Linked DNA regions of Mus musculus: region 1 is linked to region 2. Evidence: chromatin contacts called from ENCODE Hi-C or POLR2A ChIA-PET data. All regions are on one chromosome and are shown on one strand. Each heading gives the region's core, a stretch centred on a gene start or an enhancer-like site at or near the end of the contact. The rest is flanking DNA. Distances are from core to core; before and after follow the strand shown. Region 1 overlaps Rere (arginine glutamic acid dipeptide (RE) repeats). Region 2 holds the start of Rere (arginine glutamic acid dipeptide (RE) repeats).

The links. A loop is a pair of places that touch in the nucleus more often than their neighbours do. ChIA-PET counts read pairs that join two places held with the same protein, here RNA polymerase II (POLR2A).
Region 1: a loop to region 2 is called in a map of Patski, with 2.2 times the contacts of the local background. The contact joins the enhancer-like site here to the promoter of Rere in region 2. A Hi-C loop is called at or near these places in 2 of 37 maps with a recorded cell type or tissue (Patski and left cerebral cortex). POLR2A ChIA-PET finds 5 or more read pairs at or near these places in 1 of 5 experiments (Patski).

What each region holds. Positions count from the first base shown.
Region 1 is chr4:150,580,268-150,586,398 of GRCm38, reverse strand. All of the region lies in intron 12 of Rere (arginine glutamic acid dipeptide (RE) repeats), which reads right to left. Among named protein-coding and RNA genes, the nearest start is that of Slc45a1, 69 kb to the left of the region's middle. Within about 2 kb of position 2,823, at least 1 of the 3 ENCODE cell types and tissues checked has a DNase peak (open chromatin) inside an H3K27ac peak, as active enhancers do.
Region 2 is chr4:150,280,036-150,286,177 of GRCm38, reverse strand. It overlaps Rere (arginine glutamic acid dipeptide (RE) repeats), which reads right to left and starts at 4,262. Exons shown (of 23, transcript NM_001085492.1): 1 at 4,103-4,262.

The sequences.
Region 1 (6,131 bases), core at 1,574-4,073, 300 kb before region 2:
GTGACAGCAGGATGATCAGGAGGTCAAGACCGTGGTTTATACTTGTAGTCAGTTAACAGATCAACAATCACCTAGGAATTAAGTCTCTGGACTTGCCTATGAGGGATTATCCAGATTAAACAAGGTGGGAGACCCACTTTCCTGTAGGTGCACCATGCCTTGGACTGGGGTCACCAGAATTCATCTCTTACTTCCTGACAGTATCTGCCTCATGTTCCTCCATTATAACTTCACTGCCACGAAAATAATTCTGTATCCTTGGTGCTGTGAATCAAAATAAACCCCTCCTTTGTTAAAGTTTCTATTATACCCAAGAGGTGGCAGCGCACATCTTTGATCCCAGCACTCAGGAAGCAGAGGCAGGAAGGTGTTATCTCTGAGTTCCAGACCAGCCTGGTCTATAGAGCTAGTTCCAAGACAGCTGGATACACAGAGAAGCCCTGTCTCAGGGGTGGGGGATGCTTTTACCAGATATTCTGTCCAAGCAAGACAAGTAGCTAACAGAAAAGGTTAGCTTTGACCATGCAGCAAGTCTGAAGCCAGAACTGGCTACATGAGACCCTCTGTCAAGCAAACAATTCCACAAATAAACAATAATAAAACGCTTCCAAATACCTTGTGTCACACTACACACACTTCTTCACAGGTGCCACAGTGTTTAAAGCACTTAATACATAGCCAAGAGGACTGGAGTTCAGATCCTAGCAACCAAGGTAGGCACCTAATGAACACATGTAACCCTAACTCTGAGGGGAGTGGAGGAGACATGAATATTACCTGTGGTTTTCTGGCTTCTAGAATACGTGAGACAATGAGAGCTCCAGATTCAGGTAGAGACCCTGCCTCAAAAGAACAGAAGAGGGACAGAGCACACTGAACCCTCTCTGCTGGCTTCTATATGTGCAGGTGCTGGTACAGGTCCAGGTACCCCATGTGCATAGACTCAGGCAGGCAGACATGCATGCATGTGCAAACTAACACCCCGCCCCCCCAGCAATACAAAGGTCTTTTCTGACTTCCATATGCACACATTGGCATGAGCATGCATGTGCATGCTCATACACAATGACTAAATGAAGGAATGAATACGGAGGGAAGCACTCTCAGGAATAGTTTGTGTGAAAAGCCTTTCTCTACATGTCCATAACCCCAAGCAAGCAGAAGGAATTTGAATAGTAGTAGAATTACATAGGGCTTAGCCAGACATTTTAAATCATTCTATTACATCCACAAAGATGTTTGTACATGTGTGAAAAACAAGAAACTATTGCAGCTAGAGAAGTTGACATTTCCACTCCACTTATTCAAACAGTCTTTAGAAAACTAAGAGGCAATAATCAGAATTCATAGGTTTTTGGGAGAAGTGGTGAGAAGAACTAGCCCCACCTATCTTCCAAAGCTCCATCAAAACCACAAATTTAAAAACAAAAGTCCAATGCACAGTCTTTAACCCTAGTACTCAGGAGGAGGCAGAGGTAGGCACACCTCTAAGTGAGTTCCAGGATAGTCAGGACTGTACAGAGAAACCCTGTCTTGGAAAAAACAAAACAAAACAACAAAATCCTCCCAAACCCTCACCTCAAAATCTCTACCATCCAAAGAAGCTCTGGCTGGAGCGGGAAACTAATGCATACACGGGCAGTCAGCTGGCACTACAGAGTGTAGGTGCAGATTCAGTCACCTTGGGGAACCTGAGGAAACCGTATTTGGCAGAGACTCCTTCTGTGGCCAATTTCTGTTTGGTGATTTGGATCTTCTATAGACTTGAGGACCACAGAGCAGTGCTGGTCATTACAGAATTTTGTCTTCAAACAACTCAGTTCTGACAGGCTAGTCTGGAAGGAAGTGGGGCCACTGTTTTCCCAAGAGACTGAGACTCTACAACATGAATCAAACAAGTTTTTATCATAATGCCCTCTGCTAGCTTACAGGCCAGTGTCCCCAGATCATTCGGATACAAAGGGATTGCACAGATTTACATGAGACTTCATCCCTGTGTGCTGGCCAAAGAATCCTACAGTAAGTCAGGAATTATAGGAGTAAAATCTCACTTTCTTTCTATGAAAAGTAAACACTGCCTAAAAACCGAGCAAGCACCCAGCACTGAGGCTGCACGGTGTATGTAAGGGCCACCTTAAGACCTGCCTGATGTTCCCTGTGTTCATATCTACTATCTTGGCTCTCACCCTCCAGTGAGTTGGGAGGACTGGGAAAATGCTGTCTGAAGGGTTCTCTGTTGCTAGGATGAAAAGAGCTATAAATATGAGGTCAAAGCAATATTAAAAAAAAAATTCTAAAGCTTCAACCACTTTTTTCTTTTGAAATGGAGAGCCACAGAAGATCAAAGGAGCACCGCTGTTTGCTCAATGCTGCTCTGGGAGCCTCCGCCCTGCACCAGGCAGAGTCGCAGAGGTTGGACAGCATGATTTTAAACTTAACAGAATCTCAAGACCAGCTGTACAGCCTCACATGGAGGCCTATACCAATAACCCTAGCACTCAAGAAGCAGGAAAATGGAGTTAGAGGTCAGCCTAGGCCACACAGCCAGAGTGTGTCACAATTTTAAAAAGAAACAGAGAGAGCATGTTGTACATGGAACATGCTCTCTCCTGGAACCCCTGAGCAAAAGCAGCAAAGGAGACCGACACAGCTTCCACACAGCTCGTCGCCTCCCGCACTCAAAAGCACACGGCAGCCAAGGAAGAAAACATCACGTTGCAAAGACATGCTTTGCCTTGCTTCCTCTGCCAGGCACAAGGCGTCCACGAGGCCTCAGCAGCTTGCACAACACCATGCTTAACCCTGGCTCAATCAGCCTCCTCAGCCATGAGGAGCAGGCGGGGCAAGGGGAGCAGGGTTAAACTTACTGGAAACAAACTTAATCAAAGCCGAGCAGTAACAAAGGGCACCAGAGACATTTCTACTGTATCGCATCCCACAGGCTGGCCACAAGCCCAGAATTTTTATTACAATTTTTCAAAGGGTGGGAGAAAAGGAGGAAAAATGTTTCAAAAAAGCCATATCAAGGCCCCAACCCAGGATGCCCTGCCATACAACCAAAAGCCTGTGAGAGGCTAGCTTTTCAGGGAGTCAGAACCCAGCATGTGGAACCTGGCAAGCCTTTTATAAGGTGGGAGGGGGTCCTTAAAACCACTACTGTTCTGCACTGAAGTCTCCAAGCTTCACAGATCATTACAGGTTTCTGCACCGCAGAGAAAGGAGGGCAGAGGTAAGGAAATGCATCAAAAGCCCCTCTGGGATGCACAAATGCTGCCTACTTGGAACAGGCGTTCAGCACCAATACCCTCAACATTAACAACAGGGAGGACTTTTCAAAATAAAAGCAGAAGAGGCTTGCTCTGTTATGAGCAATACATTTTTGGTTTAAAGGTTACATGTGCTGGAATGAAGTATGGAAGAAAGCAGGTGAACAAAAAGCCAGAAGAACATTGTTTGGGGAGCCCCCCAAACAAGTTAAGAAGCCCTTGCTGATCAGGGGCAGGCTGTCAGGGAGGACAAGGGGACTCCTCCTTGCCATCCTGCCCTAAAATAGTTTCCCACTAATCAGAAAGAAGTCTCTTGTGTTTCTCATGAACCACATGCAAGTGAAGACAAGGGTAAAGAAATCCTGCTATTTTGAAGCAAGGACCTCCCTCCCATTTCTTTTCTTTTCTTTTTTTTTTTTTTTTTTTTTGGTTTTTCGAGACAGGATTTCTCTGTATAGCCCTGGCTGTCCTGGAACTCACTCTGTAGACCAGGCTCTCCCTCCCATTTCTTAGGTGAGTCCCAGCAAGTACAAAACCAAGATGAGCACTGGAGGCAGCCAGGAGCTATGGGACTCCCTGAGGCTTGGCTGTCTTCGGCTCTCTGGTGGATTGTTAACTCCTCCTGTTAACTTAGGACCAGGAACTGACCTGCTCAAAGCACCTCACTGACACATTTCCCAAACAGAACCAAGCCCTGCTGCTGGGAACCATCAACAACGTACCAAGGCGACTGGATCTATGTCCTTCTTAGGCCTCTCAAATACTCAAACATGCAAAAGTCACCATCCTTAACCCTTCCCCCCAATCCAAACCTTATGCATGGGAACAAAGAGGTAACAGCAAAAGCCAAAACTATAGAACTAAAGTATCCCCGAGGAAAGCCTTCATGTGAATGCTGTTCAGAGCAACCTCAGTGGTTTTCCACTCACACTGCAAAAACAAAGGATAAAAAATTCCAGAGACTGTTTGCAAGATAATAAAATAGCATGTGATGGTGACTCACTAACAGATGAAGAGAAGAAAGCCAACAACAGCAGGAAGCTTAGAACTTCACACACCTCCACGGGCACAGCTTGTAGGAGTGTGCGCGTGCACTTGCTCACATATTTGAAAGGCGAGCAGAAAGACGCTACTGGTTTATTCTAGAGCTAAAGACAATATTTTATTCTTGATTGGCACAATAAACTCACTGAGAAAAATAAATCATGGTTTTCAATCCTCTAATCTAGAACACAGAGCCTCTGTGCAAACACTACTAACGTAGGAAGGCCCTCTGTGATAAAGTGAACCCAGGTACTAGTCATAAGCTGTGGGACATAAGTTAAAGGTTCTGGGGGCTGGAGAGATGGCTCAGCGGTTAAGAGCACTGACAGCTCTTCCAAAGGTCCTGAGTTCAAATCCCACAACCACATGATGGCTTACAACCATCCTTAATGACATCTGACGCCCTTTCCAGGTGTGTCTGAATACAGCTACAGTGTACTTAAATATAAAAAAAAAAAATAAACAAGTCTTAAAAAAAAAAGTTATAGGTTCTCTGTCCACTCTACAATGTAGAAGGTGCTGAGTGTCTGTTTTTAATAACCTTAAAGCCAGCAGCTGACCACGCACGGCACAGCACTGCTGACCACGCACGGCACAGCGCTGCTGACCACGCACTGCACAGCGCTGCTGACCACTCACTGCACAGCACTGCTGACCACCCACGGCACAGCGCTGCTGACCACGCACTGCACAGCGCTGCTGACCACGCACTGCACAGCGCTGCTGACCACGCACAGCACAGCGCTGCTGACCACGCACTGCACAGCGCTGCTGACCACGCACAGCACAGCGCTGCTGACCACGCACTGCACAGCGCTGCTGACCACTCACGGCACAGCACTGCTGACCACCCACGGCACAGTGCTGCTGACCACGCACGGCACAGCGCTGCTGACCACGCACTGCACGGTGCTGCTGACCACGCACTGCACGGCGCTGGTGACCACCCACTGCACAGCGCTGCTGACCACCCACTGCACAGCGCTGCTGACCACCCACTGCACAGCGCTGCTGACCAGAAGCTCCTCAGGCTCTCTGCAGCAGACATGAATACTTATGTGTATACACAGAGGAGATCCATAAGAGGAGTAAGTCTTAAGACTGACATTTACCTAAATTTTTCATTTAAAATAAAAATAAAATGAAAGAATACAATACTGCTGAGACAGACAAGCTGGCTGTGAAGACAGCGTGGAAGGTTCCAGAAGCCTGTGGTCCTAGCAAGTCCACAAGGTGGGTTTTTCAAGATGGCTTGGCAAGGAGCTCCCTGAAGACAGGGAGCTCCTTGCCTTGTTTGAACTTTACCAAGTTCCCTTCAACTTCAAACTCTGCCAGCTGTTGTGGTGTATAAATCTCAAAGGCCAATCGTCAGAAATTACAATCCCACACTTCAGGTGGACTCAAGACAGAAACAGAACAATCACATTTCCAAAGTCAAAGGAAAAAAACCAACCAAACAACCAAACAGAAAACAAACAAAACAGAACAAGAAAAGGCCAGAAAAGTGCAACTTTAACTGAAAACTGTTAACACTCCAGGAAGGAGTGTTGCTCAGTGGTTAAGACCATGTCTAGTACATTTCGAGGGCCTGGGATCCATCTTCAGCACTGCCAAAACACCCATAAACAAAACCCAAAAACTAAAAACCAAAAAACAAAAAAAATTTTTTTTAAAAAGAGCTGGGGAGATGGCTGAGTGGTTAAAGTAACTGCCATGCAAGTACAAGGAGCTGAGTTAAAAAATCTCCTAAACTAGTCAGGTTTGAACACCAGACACACCAGAAGAGGGCATTGGATCCCATTACAGATGGTTGTGAGCCAC
Region 2 (6,142 bases), core at 3,013-5,512:
AGTACAGCATTATCAGAAACTGGTTCAGAACAGCAGGGTAGTGCTCTCTCTCTGGGTGGTGCTCTCTCTCTGGGTAGTGCTCTCTCTGCCTCTGTGTGTATTTGGAGGAGGGGTATGCAGGGAGAAGAGGAAGGGGAGATGAAGTTCACAGCTAGGTTACACTAACGATTCACTTAAAAAAATGAATTTCCTGCTATCTTAACCTTTAAATCAATTGTAAAAGTAGCTGCCAAAAGCAGTTAGCAGGAAAGCGCAGAGTTCCCAAAGGAACTCAGTATATACAACTGATTTTACTGCTTAAATGTTTTACTGATTACTGAGATTTGAACAAGATGTGAAAAATTCAAAACCAATTTTAAAGCAGTAGGTGCTCAGGATATCCATAATAATAGTCACCACACACCAGTCTGAGGGTGCAGCTCATGTGCAGGACGCCTGATCTTCCAGCCCCTGACCCTGCTCTTCAGTATCAGCTTGACATTATGTGTATTATACTGCAGGACCTGGCTGTGGATACTGTCTTCTTTTTCAAAAACTTGGTTTACTACCCACTAAGTGAAAAAGTACTGGAATATAGCCGGGCGTGGTGGCACACGCCTTTAATCCCAGCACTTGGGAGGCAGAGGCAGGCGGATTTCTGAGTTCGAGGCCAGCCTGATCTACAGAGCGAGTTCCAGGACAGCCAGGGCTACACAGAGAAACCCTGTCTCGAAAAAACAAAAACAAAACAAAAAAAAAAAAGTACTGGAATATTTTATTTCTTGATTTAGTTAACCTTTTTGGCTCAAATTGGCTTCTGGATACTCCAGTCTGTTTTCAACAAAACCCTGACAGAGTCTACACTGACCGGAAGGTACATGAGTATATACCCACTAAGTAAATACGTTTGAACTGTTTGCGCTACGCCGTAAAGGTGCTCAACCTTAAGGACTATGAGACAAGCTTTCAGACCTAAAGTGAATTAGCAATGGCTTTCTTAAGAATGACCACTCTAGAATAGACATCTGCCCCCTCTAACTGGTCATTGCATCCATGACAATAAACTCCTGGGAGGCATTTATCAACAGATTATTTATGAAATTGCACATAAATTCAGAAGACTCTGAGGAGGAATCCACAATCTTCTGTGTCAATCTGTATACACAGTCAAATTTTTGCTAGCCTCCAGTTTATTAAAAAAAAAAAAATGGGGCTGGTGAGATGGCTCAGTGGGTTAGAGCACCCGACTGTTCTTCCGAAGGTCCAGAGTTCAAATCCCAGCAACCACATGGTGGCTCACAACCATCCGTAACAAGATCTGACTCCCTCTTCTGGTGTGTCTGAAGACAGCTACAGTGTACTTACATATAATAAATAAATAAATCTTTAAAAAAAAAAAAAAAAAAAAAAAAAAAAAAAAATGAAGCCATAAGCCATTCTCTCAGGTTCCTGTTTATTAATATTGATATGATTTTTGAAAACAGTATTGGAACACAGCACCACTACCTAACAAAACTACTGATTTTAGTGAGACTTTCAACCCAACTTCTCCTCAGCCTCTTTGGCAGAGTGGGTGTCTAAATCCCAGAGGAAATCTCTAATGCTAGGATTTTACTTTCTGTAAGTTTATTTTTTTAATGATACTAAAAAAATTCTTAAAGAGCTGCTGGTGTATATAGTTTCCTACACCTGGAATGCAAATAAGCCCCTATTTTGTTTTCTAGTTTAAGACAAACTACACTTCTCACAGAAAGAAAGAGCATCAATTCAAAGGAGTCCTTGGAAGACACAATGTGAAAATACCCCTGATAACAGAACAAATTAATGTCAAGACACAGCCAATAACATAATAAGGCTGCGACGCAAGTGTGCCTGTCAAAGGGCATCTGTATTAGCAGCCTGGGGAAGTGGCATTTGCAGAAAGGCACAGCGGCTGTGTTTAAAAGAAAATCATTAAGCCTCAGCCGTTAATCCCCTCCCCCATCCTCTTCACTGGATCGTCAAAGCAATTAACCAGTAGAAGGTGCTATTCTGCAAGCCACATGTATTCACATTAACCTCCATCCTTGGCCCAGAGCAGGATTTAGCCAGGTGGACTCTCAGTCCGGTCCAGCATTCCAGGGGGCCTCTACCTCAGTCCCCAACCAGAAAACCAGATCTTTTCTTAAAACACTATTGAGGGGAAAAACTATATTGATAAGTCAAGGATCAAGGACCATCAATCAAATCAATTTCTCTCTCCCTCTCTCTCTCTTACACACACACACACACACACACACACTCACACACACTCACACAAAATACTGCAACATATTAACCTCAAATAGTCTTTATCATTTTAACTGAGACAACCTATTTCTACTTATAAAGGCCCCAGTCACACTCAGCAAAATAAAAATCAAGTGAACAAATCTGCCCCTAACAGAGCCAGGGGTCTCAAGGAATGGAAAGCAGAGAGTGCAAGACCACCATGACAGAGTTGATCTTTACACAGATGGAAAAGAGCAAGCAGCAGAAAGCAGGGCTGCAAAGGCAGGGAGGGAAACAGGAGTCTTCTGAAAGCGTTCCACAGTGTCCTTTAGTGTCCCATGTACTCATCTGCCTTGCAAGGTTGCAAAAAAAAAAAAAAAGGCAGATGTGAAATGGGTGAAAGAAAACTGAACAAGAAAAGCACCTTCCCATCCCCCATCTCCTCTCATCCCTCCCCAAAAGAGCCGTGTTTGTCTGTGCAAACCTAGCCCCAAATATGGGAGAGAGAGAATGGATATCTGTATGGAAGAACAATGAGCCCTCTGCCTGGTTGTGTGTGTGTGTGTGTGTGTGTGTGTGTGGTGTGTCTGTGTCTCTGTGTGTGTCTGCTTCTGCCTCTGCCTCTTCCCTTCGACCTCAACAACAGAGAAAACTGGAAGGCAGGCTTTCACCCAGACTAGGCCATCAAAATCAAAAACGGTTTGCAATTTAGAGTGGAATTAACTCAGCAAGCAAATCCATGGAAGGAAATATCTCGCCAAAGATGATTTTATTATTGTATAGATAATCCTCTCCCTCCCCTCCCCCATCAGACTGAGACTAAAGAAACCAGTGTACACCAGACAAAAAGGTCTCTCTTTAAATGGAAAGCAATTATAAAAGCTATTTGAAATCTAACCTAGGATGTATTATTCATTTGAGCTGCACTAAATGTCTGTTTTGTAATCCACCAAGCTCACACTCACTAGTTAATCTGTTTTGTTTTGTTTAGTCTTAAGAATTGCTTTGCAGAAGGCTATTTCAAGATTCATACAAAACTACTTTTTCAGAGCCACCTTAAAATAGCAGCACATACTGAAACATTTAAAGCACCCAGTTTCTCAAGGGCACATTCTGCTGAAATCAATGTTTGAAGTCTGTAATCAAAAAAAAAAAAAAAAGTAAGCAAACCTTGGAAAAGAGACAGAGGATAATGACTATTCAACAATGAATCATTTTATTTTCATTTCAACAACTTCTCAAGCGAACAGTTTCAAAGGAAACCTGCAATACTCCCTCAACACAACACACACCCCATTCGATGTAAAACTACCTTCTTCCCATAACCCTAAAAAAATATAAAGAAAGAAAGAAGGCACCCTCCTTCAGACAGCAGAACTTAAAATCATGACAGAATTCTACGCCGCTCCAAGTGGTATTTGGTTCCCTAATTTTGGAATCACAGAGCCTGAGAAGAGAGACACAAAGGAGGAGTCTTCCTCCTAATGTGAAATGAGACTTTAATGAGTCCGTTCCCAGACCCCCACATTCACAAATATCCAAGAAATGCACAGCTTCGGGTCCTTCCCTCTCACAGTTGAGCTGCTCAGCTAGTGGCGTGTAACAGTTTAACCTCAGACTAGTTCCAGAGCGTGCCTAAGAAGCCAAGAGAGAGCAGGGGTCAAGAAGCACGTAGTACAGTCACCTGGCTCGCACAGGACCAAAGGCAGCGTCCGGCCCATGGTTCCCCGAGGGCTCGCCTCCACTCTCACCCTTCGCATTCCGCCTCGGCTTTCCCGGCCGAGCCCCACCGCCCACCCAGAGCACTCCGACCCCAGAAAGAGGGGCCGAGGAGGGGCGCCCGCGGCGCGGCGCTGACAACTTGGACACTTACCTTCCCCTCGGGCGCTACACCATCAATGAGAGGGGTGGCGGCCGGGCTCCGGGGAAAGTGCAGGGACCGGGAGGGAGGCCGCGGGGGCCGGCGGCGGACCGAGGGCGGTGGGCGCGGGGCCGAAGGGGCCGGCCCGCGGGGATGCGACACCGGGGGGCTGCGGGGCTTCCCTGCCGGGACTTCGACCTCCTCGGGTGGGCCAAGCCTTCAGCAGTGGGAGCCCAGGACCATGTCTGGTTTTGTGGATTTTTTTTTCCCAGAGGGCGAGTGGCTCCCACCGGAGGATGGTAGGGTTTTTTTTTTTTTTTCCTACCCCTCAACTAGGAGAGAAAATGAGGCGGAAACAAGGTGGGGAGCGCGTGAGGGGACGAGGCGCGGGGAAGGAGGCGGGGACCGAGGCCCGGCGGGGCGAGAGGCTGCGGAGCGCGGGGGGCGGCTCGCGAGCGTCTGTGGGAGCAGCGGCACCTCCGCGATGGTGGCGGAGCCGCGGGGCTGCTGCGCCGACCCGCCGCCCACTCCGCGCTCGGGCCCGGCCCACCTCGCAGTATCGACCATCACCATTGGTCTGTCTCTTCGTGACGTCAGTAGAGGACGGGCCAATAGGAGGCGGAAGGCGGGCCTGGGGGCGGGATGTTTGCTCCAGCTCGCTCTTCCATTTTCTTTTTTTTTTTTTTTTTTCTTTTTTTCCTCCTTTTTTTTCTTCTCTCTCTCTTTTTTTTTTTTTTTCTTCCTTTTTAATAAAATGAGCAGAAGGCAAGGCAAGGGGAGAGGCCAGGCTTTGGTGGCGGCGCGGCCGAGCCCTTAGTGCACGCTCCGGGCGGCGGCCGGAACCTGGGAGATGGGCTCCCCGCCCCAGGCGCGGCTTTGTGCTTGGTCCGCCCTGCTCGGCCACAGGCAGAGCTCCCAGCGGCCAGCCCTGTACTGACCCTCGGGATGGTCTACCTCAAGCGGGTCGGTCTTAGGGGTGGGCTTGGCGACTGTCCCCTTGCTCTTATTATTACCAGAGCCATAATTGCTTATTTCATTTAAGAGACAGATTCCTATTCCTTGAGGTTCAAGGGGAGCTACAGAGTGGATTCGAAGTTATTTGTTCTGATGGGTAGTTCATAATGTTTTAAAAATAATGTTTGACCGAAACTGAAGTGAAAAAAAAAAAAGAAAAGAAAATGTGAATTGGTGAATTGTGCTGCTTATTGATGAGAATAATAAAAGGCCTCATTAAGTAATAAAGAACAGGGCTCAACTGCTCTTTGCAGAAGACCCCACTTCGGTTACCAGCACCCACATCAGGCTGCTAAAGCTGCCTGTAACTACAGCTCTGAGAAATCCAACACTCCTCTAGCCTCCATGTGCACAAACCTACACACACACACACACACATATGACTTTAAAAAAAAATAGTAATAAAGAACAGACCATTACGACGGAGAGTCTTTTAAAGAGAGCAGTAGCTGTGCCCTGTTGGGGGAGGGGAGGCGTAGACTAGTTTCACCAAGGCCTGGTGGCTCTTACCTGTTATCTTAACACTAGAGAGCCAGAGGCAAGAAGATCTTAATTAAAGGTTAAGGCCCACCTGGTCTACAGTGTGAGTTGCAGGCCAGTCAGAGCTACATTTGGAAACTCTGTCTTAAAAATGCCAACAAAAAAGGAAAGGAAAATCCAAGTATCACCTTTAAAAAATATTACTATATTCCCACTATGCTCAAAGACATTATCACCATGTGTACCACATACTATAAGCCTGAGCCAGGGCAAGCCAATGCTCCCATTCTACTTAATATAATTTATAGGATCGTGGGGTTTGGAATTTTAATTATAATTACCAGTTTTTGAAATGCATATCATGTTTATTGAGTTCTTTCACAGACTCTGGCATGAGTCCAGGGCGAATCATCAGCCTATTGTTAGTTTGTTAATATTCTGTAAATGCTTATTGGTGTCCTTAAACCATACACTCTTCTCAGAGGAGTTAAGGTCTGTATATAATAGAATAATTAAAGGATAGAGCTTGGCTTAAAATAATTCACCCATCTATTTCAA